2 separate regions of the Homo sapiens genome follow, and region 1 is linked to region 2. A link is a contact called in ENCODE Hi-C or POLR2A ChIA-PET data. All regions are on one chromosome and are shown on one strand. The core of a region is the stretch at or near the end of the contact, and the rest is flanking DNA. Distances in the headings are between cores, read along the strand shown.

What was found. A loop is a pair of places that touch in the nucleus more often than their neighbours do. ChIA-PET counts read pairs that join two places held with the same protein, here RNA polymerase II (POLR2A).
Region 1: a map of cardiac septum shows a loop between it and region 2 (2.0-fold over the local background). The contact joins two enhancer-like sites. A Hi-C loop is called at or near these places in 2 of 168 maps with a recorded cell type or tissue (cardiac septum and endothelial cell of umbilical vein). POLR2A ChIA-PET finds 5 or more read pairs at or near these places in 1 of 52 experiments (AG04450).

Annotation. Positions count from the first base shown.
Region 1 is chr10:98,456,791-98,462,360 of GRCh38, reverse strand. HPSE2 (heparanase 2 (inactive)) reads left to right here. Exons shown (of 12, transcript NM_021828.5): 12 at 2,622-5,284. The coding sequence ends at 2,787. Among named protein-coding and RNA genes, the nearest start is that of HPS1, 13 kb to the right of the region's middle. RefSeq lists an enhancer at 4,920-5,523. Within about 2 kb of position 1,425, at least 9 of the 41 ENCODE cell types and tissues checked have a DNase peak (open chromatin) inside an H3K27ac peak, as active enhancers do.
Region 2 is chr10:98,322,035-98,327,525 of GRCh38, reverse strand. No RefSeq gene overlaps it. Among named protein-coding and RNA genes, the nearest start is that of LOXL4, 57 kb to the right of the region's middle. Within about 2 kb of position 4,170, at least 5 of the 41 ENCODE cell types and tissues checked have a DNase peak (open chromatin) inside an H3K27ac peak, as active enhancers do.

The DNA of each region.
Region 1 (5,570 bases), core at 176-2,675, 140 kb before region 2:
CTAAAAATACGAAAATTAGCCAGGTGTGGTGGCACATGCCTGTAGTCCCAGCTACTCGGGAGGATGAGGCAGGAGAATCATTTGAACCCAGGAGGCAGAGGTTGCAGTGAGCCAAGAATGCACCACTGCACTGCAGCCTGGGCAACAGATCGAGACTCCATCTCAAAAAAATAAATAAATAAAAATAAAAAGAACAACAACAACAAAAACACCATATCTTAAGTATATGGTTCATTATGCTTTCAAAGCACTTTCATATTTCTTATTTCATTTCTTTGGTGCCTATATAACGTTCTTACAGATGCAAAAGCTACAGGGCAGTGAGGTTAGGGGATTTGCCAAAGCCATCTAGCTAGTTAGCAACTTGGCTCCTGGAATTCGAGATTTCAGTAGAGAATCTTCACCATGCTTCCTGGTTCTACTCTTAGCTTTTTAACCAACCAATAAAGAAACCAGAATAGGGCCTGTTCCAGGACAACTACTCCTTATTAGTATAGATTTTTAAAGGTTTGCTAATCACACGTTGTTTTGCACTCCCCAGAACCCAAAGATGTCAATACTGTGGGATCATCTGAATCTAAAAGGGCATTACCTAATTCTTCAGAAGAAAGGTTTGCACCTAATTCTGTATATGGGAGAAACCATTGAAGGTTTTCTAGCAGAGACCTGATATAAATTTGAGTATGCCTTAGAAAGATTAATCGGTATTATTGAACTCGTGTTTGACTGTGCTTATATCTGGGTGATAGATATTCATAGCACCTGAAACAAAATAATGAAAATACACTGTGAAGACCCATCTGGGCTTCTTTTGTAACTGAACCACTCTCCTCACCCTGCCTTCCACTCCAATGAGTAGGCTGTCTTCACTACAGAGGGTCACTTCTCATATTTGGAAGCAAAAGCTCCTTGCATATCTGATGCGGTCAACACTGACCTTCAGATCTCAATTCTCCCACCCCATGCCTTCCAGAGGCAGGCCTCGCTCTCCATATAGAAGCCTCCTACTCACTTATTCACTCAGTCATTCTAGCAAAGGGAGGGGGCCTGCTCCCTCTGGCCTATCAGATCTGGACCTAGCCCAAACTTACCCATGTGGGGCCAGGCCTGGATCTCTTCTCTGCCTAGCTCTCCATTGGGAGCAATTTACAACACACTTATCTCTGGGAATTCACTGCTCTATTGGGCATGGGTCTGATTATCTCTCTCTAAAGCAGTCTATCATTCATAGCACAGAAGGAACACTAAACAAAGACCTCTATATCAATTTATAACATTCTATTCTCTTTACAGCTCAGATGATGTCACGGCAATGTTATCACACTGGAGGTTGGGCAAGGCCCAGAAACAGTCATCACTATGCAATGTTGATTTTCTGAGGGTGACTCACAACCTTATTTCCAGCTGGTGGCCTGTTTCTGGCCTTTTCTGCTGACCCATAAAACTAAGCTTCCACCTGGGTGCATGGCTGTCAGGAACAGCTGGAACATTATCTGGATTCTGGTACCATAGGTCAAGGATAGGTGGCATTTCCCTCTATCCAGCATAAGATGAGCTGTTTCTCTTTTCTAAGTTTGCTATGTATGTAGTCCCCCTTCTCAGGGTGAAAGTGGCTGGCTATACAGAAAGGATAAAAGCAAGATAGATGAATTGTGATCACAAATGCCTACTTTATCACTTACTTTGCTGTTTTGCTAAATGGAAACATCTGTTAATATTAAATATGAAAACTCATTTTTTGTTTTTTTTAGGGACAGAGTTTCTCTGTCACCCAGGATGGAGTATAGTGGTGTAATCTTGGCTCACTGCAGCCTCAACCTCCCAGGCTCAAGTGATCTTCCCACTTCAAACTCCTGAGTAGCCACCATGCCAGGCTAATTTTGCTTTTATATTGTTTGTAGAAATGGGGTCTCGCTATGTTGCTCAGGCTAGTCTCAAACTCCTGGACTCAAGCGATCCTCCCTCTTCAGCCTCCCAAAATGCTGAGATTATAGGCATGAGCCACTGCACCCAGCCAAAACTCATTCTTAAATTAGAAAAAGTAGAGGTGTTACCTATGTCTCTGTCTCCCTTCCGTATAACCTTAGACAAGCAAGGTAATGTCAGTTATCTAATCTGTCAAGTAAATTAATGAGATATGAGTTAAATAGATTTCTGAAGTCATCTTAAGCCCATGTATCATTCCACAGGTAAAAACTCTTTAGGTGGAAAAGTCAAACTGAGCTGATATTGTGATTTTTAAAAAATAGGAATGAAACATTCCAGCTTCTGCATCACAGACTTTTCACTTGTCTAAATGTGTCTATGGAGGTAGACTACCTGGGTTCAAACCCTGGACCTCCAAGCTGTGTGACTTGGGACAAGTCACCTAGCCACTCTAGATAAAATGGGGATAATGATATTAATAGTTACTTACCTCAGGGGAGTGGGGGGGTTGTTGGGATGTTTGAATGAGTTATTAAAGTAAAGCACCTAGGTCAGAATCTAGGGCATAGCCAGTAACAATAAGTGTCAGCTGTGTGTGTGTATCAGACACTGCCAGGCCATCTGGGGCTAGGCTTTGTTGCAGTGGCTCCCTTATAATGCAATAATGAGTCCCATACTGTTTTTCCTCACTGTAGGTCAGTGCAACTGAATGGCCAGCCCTTAGTGATGGTGGACGACGGGACCCTCCCAGAATTGAAGCCCCGCCCCCTTCGGGCCGGCCGGACATTGGTCATCCCTCCAGTCACCATGGGCTTTTATGTGGTCAAGAATGTCAATGCTTTGGCCTGCCGCTACCGATAAGCTATCCTCACACTCACGGCTACCAGTGGGCCTGCTGGGCTGCTTCCACTCCTCCACTCCAGTAGTATCCTCTGTTTTCAGACATCCTAGCAACCAGCCCCTGCTGCCCCATCCTGCTGGAATCAACACAGACTTGCTCTCCAAAGAGACTAAATGTCATAGCGTGATCTTAGCCTAGGTAGGCCACATCCATCCCAAAGGAAAATGTAGACATCACCTGTACCTATATAAGGATAAAGGCATGTGTATAGAGCAGAATGTTTCCCTTCATGTGCACTATGAAAACGAGCTGACAGCACACTCCCAGGAGAAATGTTTCCAGACAACTCCCCATGATCCTGTCACACAGCATTATAACCACAAATCCAAACCTTAGCCTGCTGCTGCTGCTGCCCTCAGAGGAAGATGAGGAAGGAAAAAAACTGGGTGGACCTACAAAAACCCATCCTCTCCCAACTCCTTCTTCTCTGCCTCTTTCTTGCTGCTGCCCTGAGTTTTTTGACACATCTCTTTCCATAGGGGAGTAATGGGTGTGTCAGCCCTGGCCTGCTGGGAGAGCTGTTTGTATGATTTCCCGGCTGATGTATGAGCGTGCGCATCTGGGTTCCTGACAGTGGCATCCATCACTGGCAGTTCTTCTGGGAAGCGGGTGCTTCAAAAGTAAAATTACAATCACACTCCAGATTTGGTAAGAAGGTTCTATTCCTCTGTGAATCCAGATTCCCCCAGAGTTGTAATGGGAGTCAAGTAACAATATTCATTGAGTGGAGAGCAGTTTATTAGGCACAACAAAAAGTAGTCATCATTCTTCATGTTGCTATGAGGGAGAGTTTGAGTACAAAGAGAAAGCATACTGAAACATCAGGTACACACACACACCCCAACTGGACAAAGCAAATTAGACCTCTCCAAAATTAAGAGAATATTAGGGGCTCTATAGGGTAAGCCCTTAATTGTTTGGTTAACTCAAATCATTATTTTTAAAAAAGAAGAAAAAAGTGTGAATCAAGGTCATCACTGGAAGACACAACTGAATCTAACCTTTTTGCCTCTTCCCAAGTAGCCTATTTGAGCTAGAACAAAACTTTGTTAGCCATTTTGGGAGAGAATAGGGAATCTAGAGAATGAAGATCTGGCCAAAACTATGGAATGGTAGGTAGGAAGCTTCTGAGTTGGGCAGGTGTGAAGTGGGGGATGAGGACGTTCTATATGATTCAAGGGGCATGAGGGTCTTTGCCAATGAGCTACAGCTGAAATGACTTTCTTTTCTGTGGATGTGATTTTCTTTCTCAGGATAAATGACAGGAATGATGCTTTTGTTAGAAGGAGGAGAGATTTGACACTGTTCCAAGTGAGACGGTGATACAATTTCTGCTGTTTGTGAAAGGACAGGAATGGGGCGGGGGCAAGGCAGGGTTGCCTAGGGCAGAGACTAGGGAGGCTGCCTAAGACGCACACGGAGTTAAGGATTTGGGCCAAGTCTGCAAAGTGAGAGATGGAAGGGAGATTAGACCAAAGAGGAGGGAGAGAATTCTGAGCTTGGAGAACGGTGGATTTGGGAGAGGGAAGCTGACTACCTAATTCCAGGAAGCGAGGGGACCGGGTTTTGACATGCTTATCATTAAGCACAGGAGGAACAGCATACAGCAGATGTACTACAGCGAGCAAGAAAGGGAGAGCCCGAGGACCAGGCTGCACCAGGTCAGTGGCTGTGCTCAGCATGGAAGCAACTGGAGAGAGAGGGGCAGACCCTGAGACCGCCCTGCAAGGCTGCCCAGAAGGGACCCGTTTCTCTGGGACCAGGCACCTCCCACTGAGGCTTCAGCTCTGAGAGGGCAGGAAAGTGAAGTACCAAGATGGGGGCGGGGCGGGGGGTAGGAAATAAGAGAAAGAAGAAACAGATTGACAGGCCAAAGTGAGGAAAAGAGAGGAAAAGAGAAATGAGACTAAAAGGTCGTTCCCCCAACTGTTAAAAATGTGTGCAGATATCAACGTCTCTTCTACATACTGGTACAGGTGCGACTGCAGGGCCCCCTGATATAACAAGAGTAACCAAAGGTCCCTAAGAGCCTGGCCCTGGGGACCTATGGTTTGCTTTGCGTCCTTAGTAACCCCATGATAAAGGGGTACTACTGTTATCCCCATTTTTCCTACGAGGCATGGAGAGGATCCATGGCTCGCCCAGGGGCACCCGGGGAAATGGGTTGCCGAGCGCGAAATAATCCAGAGCCTGCCCACTCAGCCACAAGGCTCAGCGGCTCCACAGGTCCAGACACCTCCTTCACATCTTTGTAGGTTCTGCTCATTCAGAACAGCCAGAACTCCACTCAAACACACTTTCTGTAAATAAGTGTTGATTTTTTTTTACTAAACCTTGCAGAATATGGGTAATTCCTGCTTCTTTTATCTTTCTCTGTGTATTAAATGCTGCTCTCACGAGATTTAAGTTTTGTTTATTTTTTAGTTAATAAAAGGAAGAGGGAATTACTGAAATTTATCTCTGGAGTCCTGCAGTTCTAACTTTGTAACTGTTTCACAGAAGAAATATGCGCATTGTTCAAAGGATACCAGAAAAACTCACTATAAAATCACATTCCATAGAAACACCTTGGCTTTTTCCCTTGGAGGGGTGGGGGTTGCTTGTCATAGGGATTCCCCTATCACACTCACCCGCAAAAAGACAGCCTGTGGCAAAATGCAGCATCACAATGCACTTCAAGGGAGCAGGTTGCCAGCTGGGAGCAGGGACAAAAGCACAGAAGAGCTGGTCGGGCAGCTGCCCC
Region 2 (5,491 bases), core at 2,921-5,420:
CTGCCTCACATGCTGTCATGGAGCTCTGGTTTAACTAGGTGTGGATGTTTATATAGGAAAACCTGGCCCCTTCTGTGCCCTCCCCACTGCACAGGTCCACGGACAGCTGAATCTGTCCCTCCCAAAGCTCTCCCAGGATGGGAGTGTGCTTCTGCACAGACATGTGCCACTGTCACCCGGAGGAGAAGGTGCTGCTCACTCCTTTGCTTGTTTTCCACATCCTCACCAGACTCTTCCCACCTCCCATCGGGGTGCCTCATGTGAGAAACGGTGTTCACTTCCCGGGAGATTTACTCCTTGGAATGGAAACCAAAGGTGGGCTTCATTTCTGGTCAAGAACATTTCATCTGTCTTTTACCAGTTCCCTGGAAGCAAGGAAGAGAGGCCCTCCATCCATACCTTCCCCCCTTCCCTGACATCCATCTCTCCACAGCGGGATGAGGCACCCCAGGTCCCTTGCAGAGAGGGCAGCTGAAGGTCCTCTCATAATGTCCCCAGAGACCACTGTCCAGCGGTCCCTCGGCAAGGACTCTCTGTCCTCACTGCCCTTCAACAAGTCTGACACGGGTGACAGCCTGGCAGTTCTCCAGCCACGGCTTTCGGAGCCACCCGGTACTCCTCTCACCCCTCCTCTGATGGGTGTAAATTGGTTCACAAATCCTGCAATTCGTTTAGCTCATGCTCCGCTGAGTTTCCCCAGCGATTTTCTGGTTTATTGCCCCTTGCCTGGTTGCTAAGATTCCTTGTAAATTGCGTTGCCCTCTGCTGTGTTCTGCCATTTGTCCAGGCTCAATGTGGAAGCTGCTGTCCCGGCACTTGCTATGTGCCGGCCGCGAATCCCTCTAGCAACAGCTCTGCTGCAGGCAGGCCTGCCACCTGAATGGCAAGGCAGCAGCACGGTGAGACAAAGCCCCAAGGGCACAGAGCTAATTTATGCCACCAGGCAGAACTCGTCTTTCTCTCCTGTCTCTTTCCAGAGGAGAAATCAATATATTGAGGTGGTGGGATTGCTTGGCACTCTTGAACTGTTTTTTGACGCTGTCCTATCACACCCTAGGGACTGCAGATGCCTGAAAGACAGATGGACAACCTTCCACTAGCACTACAGAGACAGACAAGATGTGACTGGGAAGAGGCTAAAAGTGCAAGCTTTAGTCAGACAATCTGGGTTCAAATGCAAGCTCTGCCACTTCCTGGCTGTGTGACCTTGGCTAAATTACTTAAGCTCTCTGTGCTTTAATTGCTCTTCTCTAAAATAGAGGTAACAAGAGCACCTATGGCACTGGCCTGTTGTGAGGTTTAAATGAGACGACATGTAAAGCATAGCTCCTGGCATACAGTAAGTTCTTGGTAAACATCAACCATTAGCACTATTATCATCAACAAAATCATCTGCCGGGCTGGGGGACTCACACCTGTAATCCCAGCACTTTGGGAGGCCAAGGTGGGTGGATCGTCTGAGGTCGGGAGTTTGAGATCAGCCTAGCCAACATAGTGAAACCCTGTCTCTACTAAAAATGCAAAAATTAGCCGGGCATGGTGGCAGGTGCCTGTAATCCAGCTACTGGGGAAGCTGAAGCACAAGAATCACTTGAGCCCGGGAGCCAGAGGTTGCAGTGAGCTGAGATCACGCCACTGCACTCCAGCCTGGGCAACAGAGTGAGACTCTGTCTCAAACAACAACAACAACAACAGCAACATCCCAAAGCTGCATGCCAGAAGCGAGTGAACGCAGTCCCCACCTCAACCCCTCACCCAGCTGACGTGTCTGCCTGCTGCAGCACTGTTCATCTGACCACCCCTTTGGCCTGGTGTTCCTTGTCAGTTCCCTCTGTTGTCTGCCTTCCTCTCCTGCTCCCTCTGCTTAACACTGTGGCTTCATATTCTTGAACCCTTTAATTGGGAGAGAGGATCCCCTCATCATAACGAAAAGAGGGGCCCAGCCAGGCTTTCACTCCCACCTCTTCAGAGCAGAATTAAACATCACATTTATATAGATACCATGTAGTTATATAATTATAGGCCACATTTTCATAACATATACATATGAACTTTGATATAGATAAAATCTTTATATGGGTTCCTATAGGAAGGCTAATGTACATTCTCCTGGCATAGACCAATTTCTCAAATGTTCTCAGCAGCCACCAGAGTCTAGTGTGCTGATGGAAGCGTTCTTCTAATTAACCTTCTTTTTAGCTGTCTTTACACAAGGATGTGGCTGCACCCTGGGGTCTCAGAAGCCACTTTTGCAGAGCTCTTCACAGGGACTCAGAGGTGGAAGATACCTTAGAAGTCATCAAACTCAAACTCTTACCAAGCCCAACAACCTTTAGTCAATGGATACTGAAGATCTTCTCCACAGAGGAAGAGCCTGTTCCGCTGATGGATGGTTCCAGAGATTAGAAAGTTATTGCTTAAGTTGAACTGAAATGTATTTCTCTATAGTTCCTCCACCTCTCACCCTGTTCATTCTTTTCTCATGGCCAACAGTGGGGAAGTCTAGCCTTTTTTTTTTTTTCTCCACTGGCAGCAATCTGAAGGTCTAGCCTTCTTAAACACAATAGGCTTTTCAAACAGTTAAAGTTGCTCTCCCATCTCTCTTGGGCCCTCTCTTCTCTAGGCTAAATATCCCAAATTCCCTCAAACGTCCAGACCCAGTTTCCTAACACTTCTTCATCCCAGTCTTCCCTCTGACCACGCTCTGGTTAATTAACAGGCTTCTTAGAATATAGGCCTGGGCCAGGTGTGGTGGTTCACACCTGTAACCCTAGCACTTTGGGAGGCTAAGGTGGGAGGATTGCCTGAGCTCAGCAGTTCGAGACCAGCCTGGGCAACACGGTGAAACCCTGTCTCTACTAAAATACAAAAAATTAGCTGGGTGTGGTGGCATGTGCCTGCAGTCCCAGCTACCCGGGAGGCTGAGGCAGGAGAATTGCTTGAACCCGGGAGGTGGAGGTTGCAGTGAGCTGAGATCGCGCCACTGCACTCCAGCCTGGGCGACAGAGCGAGACTCCATCTCCAAAAAAGGAAATGTAGAGCTGGGCCTGGATGTAGCATGAGAAGCCCAGCGCCCTCCCATAGTCCTATAACATGATTACCATGTTCATTCTGTAATCTAAAACAGAATTGGCTTTTCAGTTGCTATGACAACTAAAACCTCTCTCGGATCTTTTCCACAAGGACGGATGCTAAGCCATGGGCCCCCTAACTGCACTTGCAAAATTCATTTCTGAACCTCAAGGTGGAAATTTACCTGTGTTCCTTGTAGTGTTTGGTTTGGCATCTCAATTTTCCTCTACAAGGAGGGATACAGCTTAAAAGGGAGTGGACGTAACCACTCCAGCACTGAGTGAAGCTCGAATCTTTACAGTGCCCCTGTGACATTTATTTTCACCAGCATCTGTCATGGTGCTGTATACACAGTAGATACTCAGTAATAGCTGAATCTGCTTCTGACCTGCTGTGTCAACTCCTAAATCATAAATTCAAATATATGATAACATGTGAAAGTGCTTTTAGTGTCAAGTACTGTGCAAATATCAGTTATCTTTAATACTGCTGCTATTACGGCCATTAAATGTACTGAAAGCAAGAGTCATGTGTTATTTTTCTCCATCTCCATAGCACCTGGAATGACGTCTTTTGTGTAGCAGGTGTTCCATAAATGTTGGCTGAATTGAATTGAAAGAGCTTGCACAACATCTTAGATATGGACTTAGAAAAAGAAAGTCCAAACATGAATGGAAGGCTCTGGCTAGAGTGGCAGGAGAGAATGGCATAGGATAAGAGGGGACAAGGAAGAGGCCTCTGAAAAGGAGACACTGGGGCTCTGCGGAACATGGAGAGCATAGTTTCCCAAGGTTTCTATACTGAATCAGTTAACTGTCACTACATAACTAACCACCCCATAGCTCAGTAGTCTGAAAGCAACAAGCATTTATTATCACTCATGAGACTATCATTCCACAGGGAAGATCTAAACCAGGCTTGTTTGACCTCAACTGGGCTCTTGCATCTGCAGCTCAGCTGCTGGGGCAGCCTGAGGCCCTTCACACATGTGCCTGGGGGATGGCTGGCCACAGGCGGGGGTGGAGGGGTGGCTGGGCCATGTGTCTGTCATCATGCACTTGGCCAGCTCATGCTTAGTCACTTGGTGGCTTGGCCAGGTCCAAGAGAAAAAGCAGAAGTATGCAAGAGGTCCTGAGGCCTTGGCTTGGAGCTGGTACATTGTCACTTCCACTGCATTCCATTGGCCACAGCAAGTCACAAATGCAACTTAGACTTAAGGGATAGGGGGGAAAGCCCTCCAATTCTTCATGTGAGGAGCTGAAAAGTCACATTGCAAGCGGTGTGGATACAGAGAGACATGAAGAAATGGGGTTGTTTTCATAATGAATTTACCATCCTTCCCTTTGTCTCTCCCTCTCTTCCTTCTATCCATCCATGCTTCCACCCAGTACACATTGATTGGATACTGCTGTTGGACAGGACCATGCTAGGTGCTGGAGGCATGGCTGGAGAATGTATATATTGGTGACATGAGCCCTAGACTTTCGAAGGGAGTTTCAACCAGAAGAAAACCACCATCAAAATGGATTAGTAGGGCCGCAAGTGCCCACAGAGCTGCCTCCATGGGCATCTGTCACCTCGGCCTTGCTGTGGCCACAGAAAGGTGGTCCCTGTGCAAATGCTTGTCAATGCTCACTTGCTTTGGTGACAGGCAGAACCCTGATGCCCAGTCTTGCCGCCACTGCTGCCGGAGTCCTGAACAATTTATGAACTTAGCCAGTCACTGCATACATTGCCACGCCGCACGTCATTCTAGCCCTGGCAAGGACATAGATGACCTGAAGGGCCTCCTAAGGGCCCAAGGAGCTCAGCAGCTGTAATCGACGGCAGAACTCTCCCAGGGTGACTGGGGACAAGACTGAGACCACTGGGCTGGGCGGCCCAGGATAGAAAGCCCTGTGCAGAGTTCTTGGCAGGGCACTGTTATAGCTCAGTTTTATGAGCTCTTAAATCTCAACATTTTCTAAAATGAGGGAGCTGGGCAGAAAGATTAAGCACTGCCAGGCCCTTTAAATCATCAGCGCCAGCTATCCTGGGGGCTAGATTTGTTTTAGACCCTGGCGTGATCTCTGTGTCAAAGACCCATGGAAATGAACAGTGGATAAGAGCCTGAGCTCCTTGCCAAGTTCTACCACTGACTAGCTGTGTGATCTTGAGCAGGTGAACCAACTTCTCTGTGCCTCAGTTTCCTCCTCCAAGAGCCCTGTCATAGGATCTGATGACTCTGAGAGATTTGATGGTTTCTAGCTCCAGGAAGAACCCCTCCACTCCCACCTCACCCCCAATAACCTGGAACTGCAGGAGAGCCAGGAGTAATAGTTCTGTCAGAGTCCCCACCTCTTAAATCAGTCACAGTCAGAAAAAGATGCCCTGAGTCCTTTCACACAACCCAGGCCCCAGAATACCCTGTAATCACTCA